Regions from separate parts of the Mus musculus genome. Here region 1 is linked to region 2. A link is a loop called in an ENCODE intact Hi-C map of the cell type or tissue named here. Cell type or tissue: left cerebral cortex. All regions are shown on one strand. Each heading gives the region's core, and the rest is flanking DNA. Links, peaks and the distances in the headings are about the cores only.

The links. Hi-C counts contacts between places; a loop is a spot of excess contacts. Peaks named below come from ENCODE experiments on the same cell type or tissue, not always from the same donor. Only the 100,000 strongest peaks of a DNase experiment are listed, where the experiment ranks them.
Region 1: a loop joins it to region 2, with 3 times the contacts of the local background. A loop is called at or near these places in 1 of 42 quality-filtered maps.

Annotation. Positions count from the first base shown.
Region 1 is chr7:3,297,791-3,303,156 of GRCm38, forward strand. Myadm (myeloid-associated differentiation marker) reads left to right here. Exons shown (of 3, transcript NM_016969.2): 3 at 1-1,559. Among named protein-coding and RNA genes, the nearest start is that of Prkcg, 3.1 kb to the right of the region's middle. In left cerebral cortex, for the core only: CTCF peaks have their summits at 2,686 (motif pointing left) and 5,020; DNase peaks (open chromatin) are centred at 933, 2,354, 2,649, 4,291 and 2 more places; H3K4me3 peaks cover 1,062 bases; H3K27ac peaks cover 3,297 bases.
Region 2 is chr7:4,477,216-4,482,581 of GRCm38, forward strand. Eps8l1 (EPS8-like 1) reads left to right here. Exons shown (of 20, transcript NM_001374622.1): 15 at 115-244; 16 at 349-480; 17 at 675-783; 18 at 925-1,099; 19 at 1,404-1,536; 20 at 1,626-3,266. The coding sequence ends at 1,712. It overlaps Ppp1r12c (protein phosphatase 1, regulatory subunit 12C), which reads right to left. Exons shown (of 22, transcript NM_029834.3): 20 at 5,164-5,214; 21 at 5,022-5,072; 22 at 4,306-4,943. The coding sequence ends at 4,857. Among named protein-coding and RNA genes, the nearest start is that of D630041G03Rik, 9.0 kb to the left of the region's middle. In left cerebral cortex, for the core only: a CTCF peak has its summit at 2,694 (motif pointing right); DNase peaks (open chromatin) are centred at 945, 1,334 and 2,686; H3K4me3 peaks cover 1,177 bases; H3K27ac peaks cover 649 bases.

The sequences.
Region 1 (5,366 bases), core at 245-5,244, 1.2 Mb before region 2:
CTCTTCCCTGTTAGATATGTATAGTCTTCCTTATTCCCCGTTTGCCTTTTCTATCTCTTTCTTACCTTTCCTCTTCTGGTATGCCTGTTTTACCCTTGAGCTGTGGCTCCACAGTTTGCCTCGTTCATTTTTTTTCTATCTCTATAGTCTTTCCTGTGGGTTTTATCACCTGCTTATTTTCTTGGGAGCCCTAAGAAATCTTGCTTTCTTTCCCTCACCCCTCAAAGGTGCTGGCCCCACACATCCCACACTCCTTTACAGTTACCCACACTCTTTTGCAGTTCTTTACTCCAAGGGTCTCTTTAGGGGCCTCATTGCCAAAGCATGCCTGCCTGCCTGCCTGCCTTAGCTGTGCCTTAGTCTGTGTGTGTGTGTGTGTGTGTGTGTGTGTGTGTGTGTGTGTGTGTGTGTGTTAAGGGGATTGGGAAGCAGGCCATATAATGTACCTCTCCTTTAAATTCAAAACAAAGCAAACAAAATCCTGGAGGTCAGCAATTCCCGGTGGCCAGAAGTCAGCATTATGCAGTCTCTGCCTCTACTTGTCACTCAACGTTGCACCAAATTGGCTCTAGATTTTTTTTACCAGGCTTACTGAAAGCCCACCACCTAGAGGATAGATACCCTAGATGAAGCAATGGATGGGCACCTTTTCCTAAACGATTCTCTGTGCTATTTAAACAAACCCAACAAAAATATCCACATGGTATCTCTCTCTGTGTCTCTGTCCCTCCCCCCACCCCCAGGGTTTCTCTGTGTAGCCTTGGCTGTCCTGAATTTGCTCTGTAGACGAGGCTGCCCTCTAACTCAAGATATCTGCCTGCTTATGCCTCCCTGGTGCTGGGCTTAAGGGTGTGTGCCATCACTGCCAGGCCACCCATATGGTCTTAAGACAACTCTGAAGTATTTCTGAGCGTCAGTAATGGCTGCTCGCTTATCTCAGTGTTAAAAATAACAAGGTCTGCTTTAGCAGGAATGAGAAGAGAAGGAGCCTTTGCCGGCCTTAAAGGCATTAAGATCATTAAGCTCATCTTTTCCTTTTCTGAACACAAACAAAGCAATCAACTAAAAAGCCCTTTTTTTTTTTTTAATAGCTTTAGAGATTTTCTTAATGTGGCCCATTCTGGTCTCAAACATAATTGTGTAGGTGAGGCTTCCATTGAACCCTTGTCTTTCTGGCTCCACCTTCTGGGTGCTGAGAGTACAGATATACCACCATACCCTCGTTGTGTAGCCCCGTTAAAGAGAGAAGGTCCTTAGACATCTTTTCTTGGGCTACAGGGTAGGTTTGGGAGTAACAGGATTGGAATGGCTTGTGTGTGCTGTACATGAACCCGGGTCCTCTCATGTGCTGCTTGCTTCTTGCTGCTGCTTTCTGCTTCTTTGACATTACTAGGTATATATGGATAAATAAATGTATAAATATATATATATATATTTTAATTTTCTGGAGCTTTGGGTTCCTGTAGCTCCTGCTGTCAGTCACCCTTTCCCACCCCTCACATCCATAATGTTCTTTTTTTAAAAAACAAAAACAAAAAAAACCCTCAATATAATGATAACAGGAAGACTCATGCTTTCTTTCTCTCCGGGTGGGTGGGGAGGAATGAAGGACTCCAAGAGAGAGGTGAGACTCAGATTCTTCAGTTTGATGACAGAAGGGGCGTAGGACTAAGACAACCTTGGCCTCATCAGAAAACAGTGGCAGAGCCTGGGTCTCCCCCCCCCCAAAGTTATGTATTTATTTTAATTTTATGTACATTGTTGATTTGCCAGCATGCATGTCTGTGAGGGTATTGGGTCCCCTGGAACGGGAGTTACAGACAGTTGTGAGCTGCCATGTGGGTACAGGGAATTGAACCCAGGTCCTGTAGAGGAGAACCACTGAACTATCTCTCCAGCCTCCCCGAATCCCCACCCCTTTAAGCTGGTCTCATGTAGACAAGGCTGGCCTCAAACTCAATATGTAGCCAAGTCCTACCTCCTCCAGTGCTGGGATTACAAGTAAAAGCCACCACACCCCGTTTATGCAGTTTTGGGGACTGAGCCCAGAGACTGGCCCATGCTGGGCAAGCACTTTACCATCCGAGCTATATACCATAGCCGGATAGTCTTCTTAATTCTTCAAAATGGGGGTGTGGGAGCCTTGGGCGCTCAGGGGTTGTTGAAAGCACTTGCTTTGGCACCGTGAGAACCAGGGTTCAGGTCCCAGACCCAAGAAACAAGCTGAACATCCCCTCAAATGCATGCAACACCCCCCATGGTAAAGGTGGGGGCACAGAGAGTCACTGGGCTTGCTGGCTTCCTGCCTTAGACAAATACGCAGTGAAGGAAATGACAGATGGTGCCATTTTCTGGCCTCCACGACTACACTCACAGGAACATACATTTTATAATCTTAAAAAGAAACTAGGAACGTTGACTAGGAAAGACAAGAATGCAATTTCTCCCACAGAAAGTCCCTTGAGAAACACAAGGCACTATGGTTTGGCAAGTAGCTTAGAGGGAAAGTACTTGCTTAGCATGTACAAAGGCCCTGGCAGGCCTGTCCCTAGCAATACACACAGATTCAGGAAGAAAATACCACTTGGGCAATTCAGAAATACAATGTCCCAGTGCTGAGAGGTGATTTTGCAATTAAAAAAAAAAAAAATGCTTGCGTCCAGTTCATAGCGCCCCCTTCAGGAGCTGAGCTCACAGCTACAATCAGGAGAGATAGCTCAGATTAAAACCACTGACACCAGGCTGGGTGTGGTGGCACATGCCTTTAATTCCAGCACTTGGGAGGCAGAGGCAGCCGAATTTCTGACTTTAAGGCTAGCCTGGTAGTGAGTTCCAGGACAGCCAGGGCTACACAGAGAAACCCTGCCTCGAAAAAAACAAACAAACAAAAAACCCTGATATCCTTTGGCCTCCATGATCACACACATAAAGAAATTTCAGGATCATACAATCTCTTTTTGCACCTGTGCCCACACAAAGGTAACTTGGAAAACATTTGGAATAAGTTTGGAAGTGAATGAAAAGTAAATAAAAGGAAAGGACTGCTCTTAGGTATAGTGGAGGAGGAGAAGGTTTATTGTTGATAAAAGGGAGGCATAGCCAGAGGCAGGGACATCTAGGAGAGTCCAAAGTGACTCTGAGGTGGGCCATGTAAGGAGAGCGGGGAAGCTAGGAGACCAAGAGGCCAGGACAAAAAGGGCCTGGTAACCAAAATGGCTGGGATATAGAGGGGAGAGCAACTGGTGGAAGGGCAGGCAGCCCAGCTCCTGAACTGAAGGAGTTTAAGGTAGGGGGTTGAGATATACCAGCCGTATTCTGTAACTGGTCGTGACTGAGGGATGCTGGGAGAGCTCTGCTTTGATATGTTAAATAGGCACCTCAGTTAACCATTTGCCCCAGGTTTGAGACCTAACAGGAAGTACATGGGAGAAGAGCCAGTGAGGACACACACTTTGGGGTGAGAAGTCTTTATTTCTTCAGTGCTTACCAAGACGTATCTACACCAATTCCTCTTCTCAAGAGGCCATCGCATCCACTCCTTCCCGTCCTGGTTCAAGAATACCTTCTGGAAGACACCAGAAAGAATAGCTAGAGGGTTGTGTGGATCAGTTGGTAGAGTGCTTGCCGAGCAAACACAAGGTCCCAGGGGCAATCTCCAGTATCTGAACACTTCCCTACCCCACGGGTGATGATAGATGCCTATAAACCCAGTTCTTGGGAGGTAAAGGCAGGAAGCTCAGATGTTGGTTATCTTTGATTACCTAGCAAGTTTGAAGCCAGACAGGAAATACACAAAGATTTACTTACTTACTTACTTATTTATTTATTTATTTATTTATTTATTTATCAGACAGATACCGTGTAGCTCTGGCTGGTCTGGAACTTGCTATGTAGATCAGGCTGGCATCAAACTCACAGAGGTCCTCCTGCTTCTGCCTGGGATTAAAAGTGTTCAAGCCCTTATTTAAACAACAACAACAACAACAAAATAGAACTGTAGCGTCCAGTGATCTGCTGCTTTAACTCGGGAAAGCAACAGAGGAAGAAGCTGTACCCCCAGTGCCCTTCACCCGTTGCCCCAGAAAACCACAGACATCAATAAATAGGCTTGCAGGTTGGTCAGAGAACTCTGTGTTCAGAAGGGTGCTTGAGGACTGACTCTAATTCCTTCACCTCCCCTGCACCTTCTGGAATTCCGACTCCACTGCGACCTCAGCAAAACCGCAAAAACGACGTGTTGCTGAACCGACACCCGCGCCACCGCAGCCGCCGGCATTGCACGCCGGGAGTAGTTTTCCTTTGCGTCCCAAGAATAGCGTACACGAGGGCCCCAACTATAAGTCCCAGAGTGCACTGAGCTCGACAGCCTCTGGCGGGCCAGGATTCCCTAGAACGGCTTCCTGCCAGAATGGATCCGTAGGAAGACTGGAACCTCAAGAAAGGCGCATCGTGGGGCGTGACCTGGGGAAGAACTCAGGGGAGGAGAGACCTGGGCGTGTGCATAGGAAATCCCAGGGTGACACTGAGTTGGGAGAACCACTCAGGTGGAGAGTCACAGGGAAACACGAGAGACACCCAAGACAGAGCATAGGGAGATCCAGAGTCAAGAAATACACTCTGCTATAGTCATAGGGAGATACGGAGGGGACAGGCCCTCAGAGATGGAGAGTTACAGGGAGACGTGGATAAAGGAGAGACCTCCAGGGCTGGAAAGCCATAGACAGAGTGGGGAGAATCCCAGAGACGGAGTCTCGGGGAGGCAAAGGAGGGAGAGACGACAAAGAGGAGAGTCGAGATTCCCCCGAAGACAGTCCCAAGGAGACACCGAAAAGGGTCAATATCCCCCCAGAGACAGTCACAGGGAAAGAAGGAGAGACCACTAGAGCCAGAGTCACATGGAACAGGGGGGGGACCGCAGAGATAAAGAGGATCACAGGGCCAAAAGGAAAAACCCTGAATGGGTCAGAGAAAAGGACAGAAGGGAAAGGCAACTACTCAGAGAAAGCGCCTTCTAGCGACAGGAAAGGAGAAATACAGAAGCAGGGAGTGACGGACATCGGGAATTTAACTAGGGAATTTAACTAGCTGAATTTAACTAGCAAAGGTGAACACAGATTAGCGAAGATCGGGAAAGGCAGGACAATGGAAATGAAAACATTTTCAGTACACCATGTGGTGCATGAGGAGAGACGTGAGCAGGAAAAAGAGAGAAGCAGAGAGGGAGAAATGGAGAGAGTAAACAGGAAAGAAGAGAGGAAAAGAGAGAAAAGAGTGAGAAGGCAGAGAGAAAAGAAACACACCCAGAGGGAGGCATAGCACCAAGCCCAGAGGCTCTAAGAGCGATAAAGAGCCTGAAGCATCACGAG
Region 2 (5,366 bases), core at 149-5,148:
CTAATGAGCAATTTATATATATATATATATATATATATATATATAATCTAATGAGCAATTTATAATCCAGACCATTGAGGCCGGCTACCTCCTTACCCGTTTCATTCTCCCTAGTCAGCAAGATCCAGAACTGGAAACTGAGTCCCAGCTAGAAGAGAAAGCCAGAAAATGGGTTCTGTGTAATTATGACTTCCAGGCCCGAAATGGCAGCGAGCTATCTGTCAAGCACCGAGATGTGTTGGAGGTTAGCGGTGTGGGTGTGGGGGCCTGAGACCCTGAAATTGGCCGGTTCTGCACAGACTACACATAGAACCAGGGCACGAATTTTCTGCTTATTCCCCACCCTAGGTCCTGGATGACAGGCGCAAATGGTGGAAGGTTCGGGACCATCAGGGACAAGAGGGCTATGTACCCTATAATATCCTGACACCCCACCCTGGACCTCAGGTGCACCGCAGCCAAAGCCCCGCAAGACACCTAGTAAGTCAGTATATTCTTGCTTCTCCAGGGAAAAGTGGGGGCCAGATTTTAGGTCCTGGGGATGAGAACGAAGAAAATCAGGTGTGAAGGGTACTTCTTGGAAAGTGGAATGTTCAGTTTATTGAAAAGGGGGCTGGAAGCCTTATCTCTTTCGGTCTCCCTCCCCGCCCCGCCCCCTCTTCATTCCCTTCTAGGAGACTAGCACACCTCCTCCCCCACCTGCCCCAGCTCCAGCCCCAACTCAGGTGCGGCCCCAGTGGGACAGTTGCGACAGTCTAAACAGTTTGGATCCCAGCGAGAAGGGTGAGTAGTGGAGAGTCACTCTGGGAAGTGATCTTTGTCTTCACTTTTCAGGCTCCACTCTGGGCAAGCTAGAGGCTCCCGAATCCCTGGCCCCAGCACCTAGAGTGCGCACTCCCTCCCTTCCCGGTTTCCCTCCTGCAGAGAAATTCTCCCAGATGCTTTGTGTCAATGAGGAGCTGCAGTCGCGCCTGGCGCAGGGCCGTTCGGGTCCCAGCCGGGTAACCCCGGGGCCCCGAGCCCAAGAGCCCCAGCTCAGCCCGCGCTCTGAGGCCTCGGTGGTCCGTGCCTGGCTGCAGACCAAGGGCTTTAGCTCCGGGTGAGTGGGGTCCCGCTGCTACTTTGCAGAGACAGATAACAGACCTGGAAGTCAAGGTTTTAGTTGGTCTGGGGGTGGGAGCGGGGAAAACTGTAGGGCAATTTGCTACGCCCAAAGACAGGCTCTGATTGGAGACCACAGGGAAGAGCATTCCTTTTCTGAAATCTGACACCTCCGGAGCCTGAGCCTCTCCGTCCCAACTTCCTTGCTTGAGAGCTCTGATTGGACAAGCAGCTAGGTGGGTGCGATGTGATTGGTGAAGCTGAAGGGGCTTGAGCTGTGATGGCCCCTGCTGCCTTCTTAGGACTGTGGAGGCGCTCGGTGTGCTGACCGGCGCACAGCTCTTCTCGCTGCAAAAGGAAGAGTTGCGGGCGGTGTGCCCCGAGGAAGGGGCGCGAGTGTACAGCCAAGTCACTGTGCAGCGCGCGCTGCTGGAGGTGAGAGAATCGCCCAGGCCCTGACGAGGCGAGGGGTGGGGCGCCCAGGACTCACATACTAAGGTCTTGATTTCTACCCCACCCTCAAGGACAGAGAAAAAGTATCAGAGCTGGAGGCCGTGATGGAGAAGCAAAAGAAAAAAGTGGAAGGCGAGACCAAAACAGAAGTCATTTGATCCCGGCTCGATCACAAAAAGTGATGAGACGATGGGGTTCCCAGCGCCCCGTAGGACAACAGTCGCCAGACTTCCCCCCACCCACTCACCCATCGCCAGTGGCAGTAGATGCCATAAAGGATCTCCCAGCCTGGGTTCTCCGCTATCCTGGCGGGCAGACTGCACTGACAGTACTGACGGGAACTCTTCCAGAGGGACTGATGGGAATGGGGAAAGGGACAGAGCATAGACACTACCAGAGAGGCACGTTCAAGAGGCGCAATGGTGGCCCTGTGCGTTGTGATGCGCTATAAACAGCCTCCTTATAGGCTAAGTCCACCTGCTGTCCCCCTCTTGCCAGCTACCAAGGAGGCAGAAATCTGGGAGACACCCCATATATTCTCTCCATGAAAGCCTGGAGATTCCAACCCAGGCTTCCTCTTAAGCACCAGTCTATCCTCACTCTAGCACTACCTACAATCTCTGGTTCAAAACCCATTCCTGGCTCCTCGCTCTTCTTGGTCCAGTTACCTAGCATGAGGCCTGGGATTTTTCTTTCAAACGCTGAGGGCGTCTCCTCCCACCCTCCATTTTGGGCCAACCCCTTCAATCAGAAGCATTTCGCACTTACTGCTTCTGCTGGTTGGAACAGCCTCCATCATTCTGGCTCAGCTCACCTGCATGCCATAGATGCCTGCGCCAGCCAGCCACCCAGGATCCAGCTATGGAGATCTGGATTTTTCCTGGGCATGCTATAGGCTCTTGGGTCTTCCAGTCCCCTCGAGAACTTTCTCCCTGCCAAGCCCTGCAAGTTGTCCGGTTTATTTAGGTGGCTAATAAGGGCTGGTTTTCTCATTCAGACTAGGTATCCCTAAGGTCTTTCTTTTCCTGCTGTGGCGCTTCTCTTTGCATCCTTAAGACACTTCCGAGAGTCCCATCACTGCAGTCTGCCTCTGCTCCTGAAGCAGTTCAGTTCTTACCTAAGCCAGCAGGTGGCACACCTCAAATGCAACCTAGAAAAGCCAGCCTTTGGGCTGACAGCTTCACTGTTCGCACAACCTTCTAGAGCATTTAAACCACTGCGGATGTCCCTTGTCCCTGTCTACCCCTCAAGCATGTCCCTTGGCTTCTCCTGACATGTGGGATAAAACCTAACTCCAGCATGAGAGTTGATGCACATGACTGCTCCAGGTTCAGGGCCACCCTTCCTCACTTTTCAGGACTCTGGACATTGATTCACGCTGTTTGCACTGCCAGGAACAGACCCTTCAGAACCTAATCACTGCCTGTCATACCTTATGTCAGGGTTGGGTGGTTGGTTTTGTTGGAGATAGTCTGGATATAGCCTCAAAGTCTCATTTCTCCCGTTTTAGTTTCCTTGAACGCTGGGATTCCTGGCAAATACCCTGTAGCCTTTTTTCTAAGAGAAACTAAAAACACGAGCAGTTTGCCCAAACTGTTTTAGTGAGCTCCCAGGCTGCAGGCTGAAATGCAGGCAGGGACCAGCTGACTTGTTGGAACATCAGATGCCTGTAGGTCTCTCTGGTCTGGAATCTGATCACTTCTATCTGATTATCCTGACTTCATGCTTCGTTGATCACCCTGTCCCGCCACTCCTCCAATCTCTATCGATGTACAGCCAGGGGGACCTGTTACAACTCAAGTCTGATGGCAGTCTGGTGGCCAGACCTCCCACCTCAGAGCTCAAGTCCTTAGCATTAGCAGGGCCACATCCCTGCACAAAGCCAGCACCTCTGCACTGTCCTCTGCTACTCAGGTCCAAGTTCCTTCCTAGACCTTAGCTTGCCAGGCTACTCTATGACTTTTGCACTCATGGTTCTCATCATGGAAAATGTGCTTCCTTCAGACATATGGCTCACTCTGCTACCTTGTAGTACCAGACTATCATAAACACCATACACACACCAGATACACACCCAACATACACCTACATCACATGAAACCCATACCCCACGTCAGCCATGCCATGCACCATACATAAAATGCATGCCACATATACACAGACCACTCCAGACAACATACACCCATCCACACCCACTGCCCTCTCCCCTTCTTTTTCCACAGCACCACAGCTGAAACCCATATACTGGCTACCTCTCCTGCAGAGCCCTGGCTCCTGGCCTGAGCTGTTCACTCCTGGTACCCCTGTAGGCAGATCTGAGCCCAGCTGCTAGTGTAGGCAGCGGCTCCTGACTATGGGATGGAGGTGCAGTGCATCTCAAGACTGGCTCCTGCTGTTCCAATCCATGAGGCCATGGAGGACTGGAGGAACTTGCCATCACTTATTCCTTCCCCAGAGAAGCTACACTTCCGGAGTTTTCTATGTGATCCATCCCACATTTTCAATATCAGACACCTACTCCACTCCTTTCAGAGGAACTGAGGGCAAATCTGGGTGCCCCAGCCCCATATCACAGCACCAAGGGCTTCCTTCTAATCCCTCCCACATCGTCTGGGACCCTTTGCTCCAGCTGCTCACTTTAGCAAGGTGCCCTCCCAGACCTGTGAACATACTCCAACCCCCTACCCTCAACTGTACCCTATCCAAATGGGCTCAGTCAGCCTGAGCCCACAATCAGGAGACAAAGTCACTGAGTGGCAATGTCACTTTATTTATGGTGCCTGTGCTTTGTCTCAAAAATACCTTCTCCCCCTCCCCAGACAATGGGTAGGGAGGAGGCAGCAAAAATAGAAGACATCCCTCCCTATTGCACATGGACCTATCTACAGGCCCACCTGGCAGAGGCCAGTGGGACTCTTGGCACATTCCTGCATCCCTGCTGGGGAGGAGGAGGAGTGCTGGGTAGCATCACACGTGAGGTGGGATCCTGGGGCAACCACTCTGCTTCTGGATACTGATCTTTGTGTCTCTTGGTCCTTGCTTCCTTCTTGGTCCCATCTCTGGTGCCTGTCCACTCTCAGCAACGTCTCCCTACTTGGCTCAGCCTCCCATCTCTATCCTGATCTCAGAGAGTCCCCCTTGGTTCCTGGGGACTCTGTGCTTTCCTCCCGGTTCTGAGGTCCCGAGAGGTTATGGCTTCTCAGCAATTTCCCCCAGAGCCCTGTCACTCATGTTCACGCGGGGGGAAAGGGTGCGTGTGTCAGAAGCAGCAGTATAAATATGGTGCGGGAACTCCTCCAGAGTCACTTGGATAGTTTGCTGATGACTCGGATCAATGCTGCATTCTCATCCTTGAGCCGCTGGTTGTCAGCCCGGAGATCAGAGAGGGCCTAGGATACAGGGTGGAGTCAGCTGGGTGGCGCTGGGTAGGCTGGGCTCTGGCTACAGCCATCACAAGCCCCAGTTACCTTCAGCTCCTCTTCCAGCTCTGCTGCCTTGCGCTCCAGAGCCCTGCGCTCCTGCAAGGCATGGGGCAGGTTCAGAGCGGGTAAGGACAAGGGGCAGGGTAAGTCTGGGACACAGTGGGCCCACCCCAGTAGCCCAACTCACAAATCTCTCCAGTTCAAGGAGGGCGGGCCTCTCAGCAAAGCGTTCCTGCCGCTGGTGAGAGCAGAAGAGACCTAGGGTCAGGAGCTACTTCCTTACTCCACTGTAGCCAGAGCCCTGTCCCCAGAGAGGAACCTCTGACCTCCCAGCCAGGGCCAGACCCCGCCCACTGGAGCCCTGATTCTCAGTATCCCCAACACACTTAT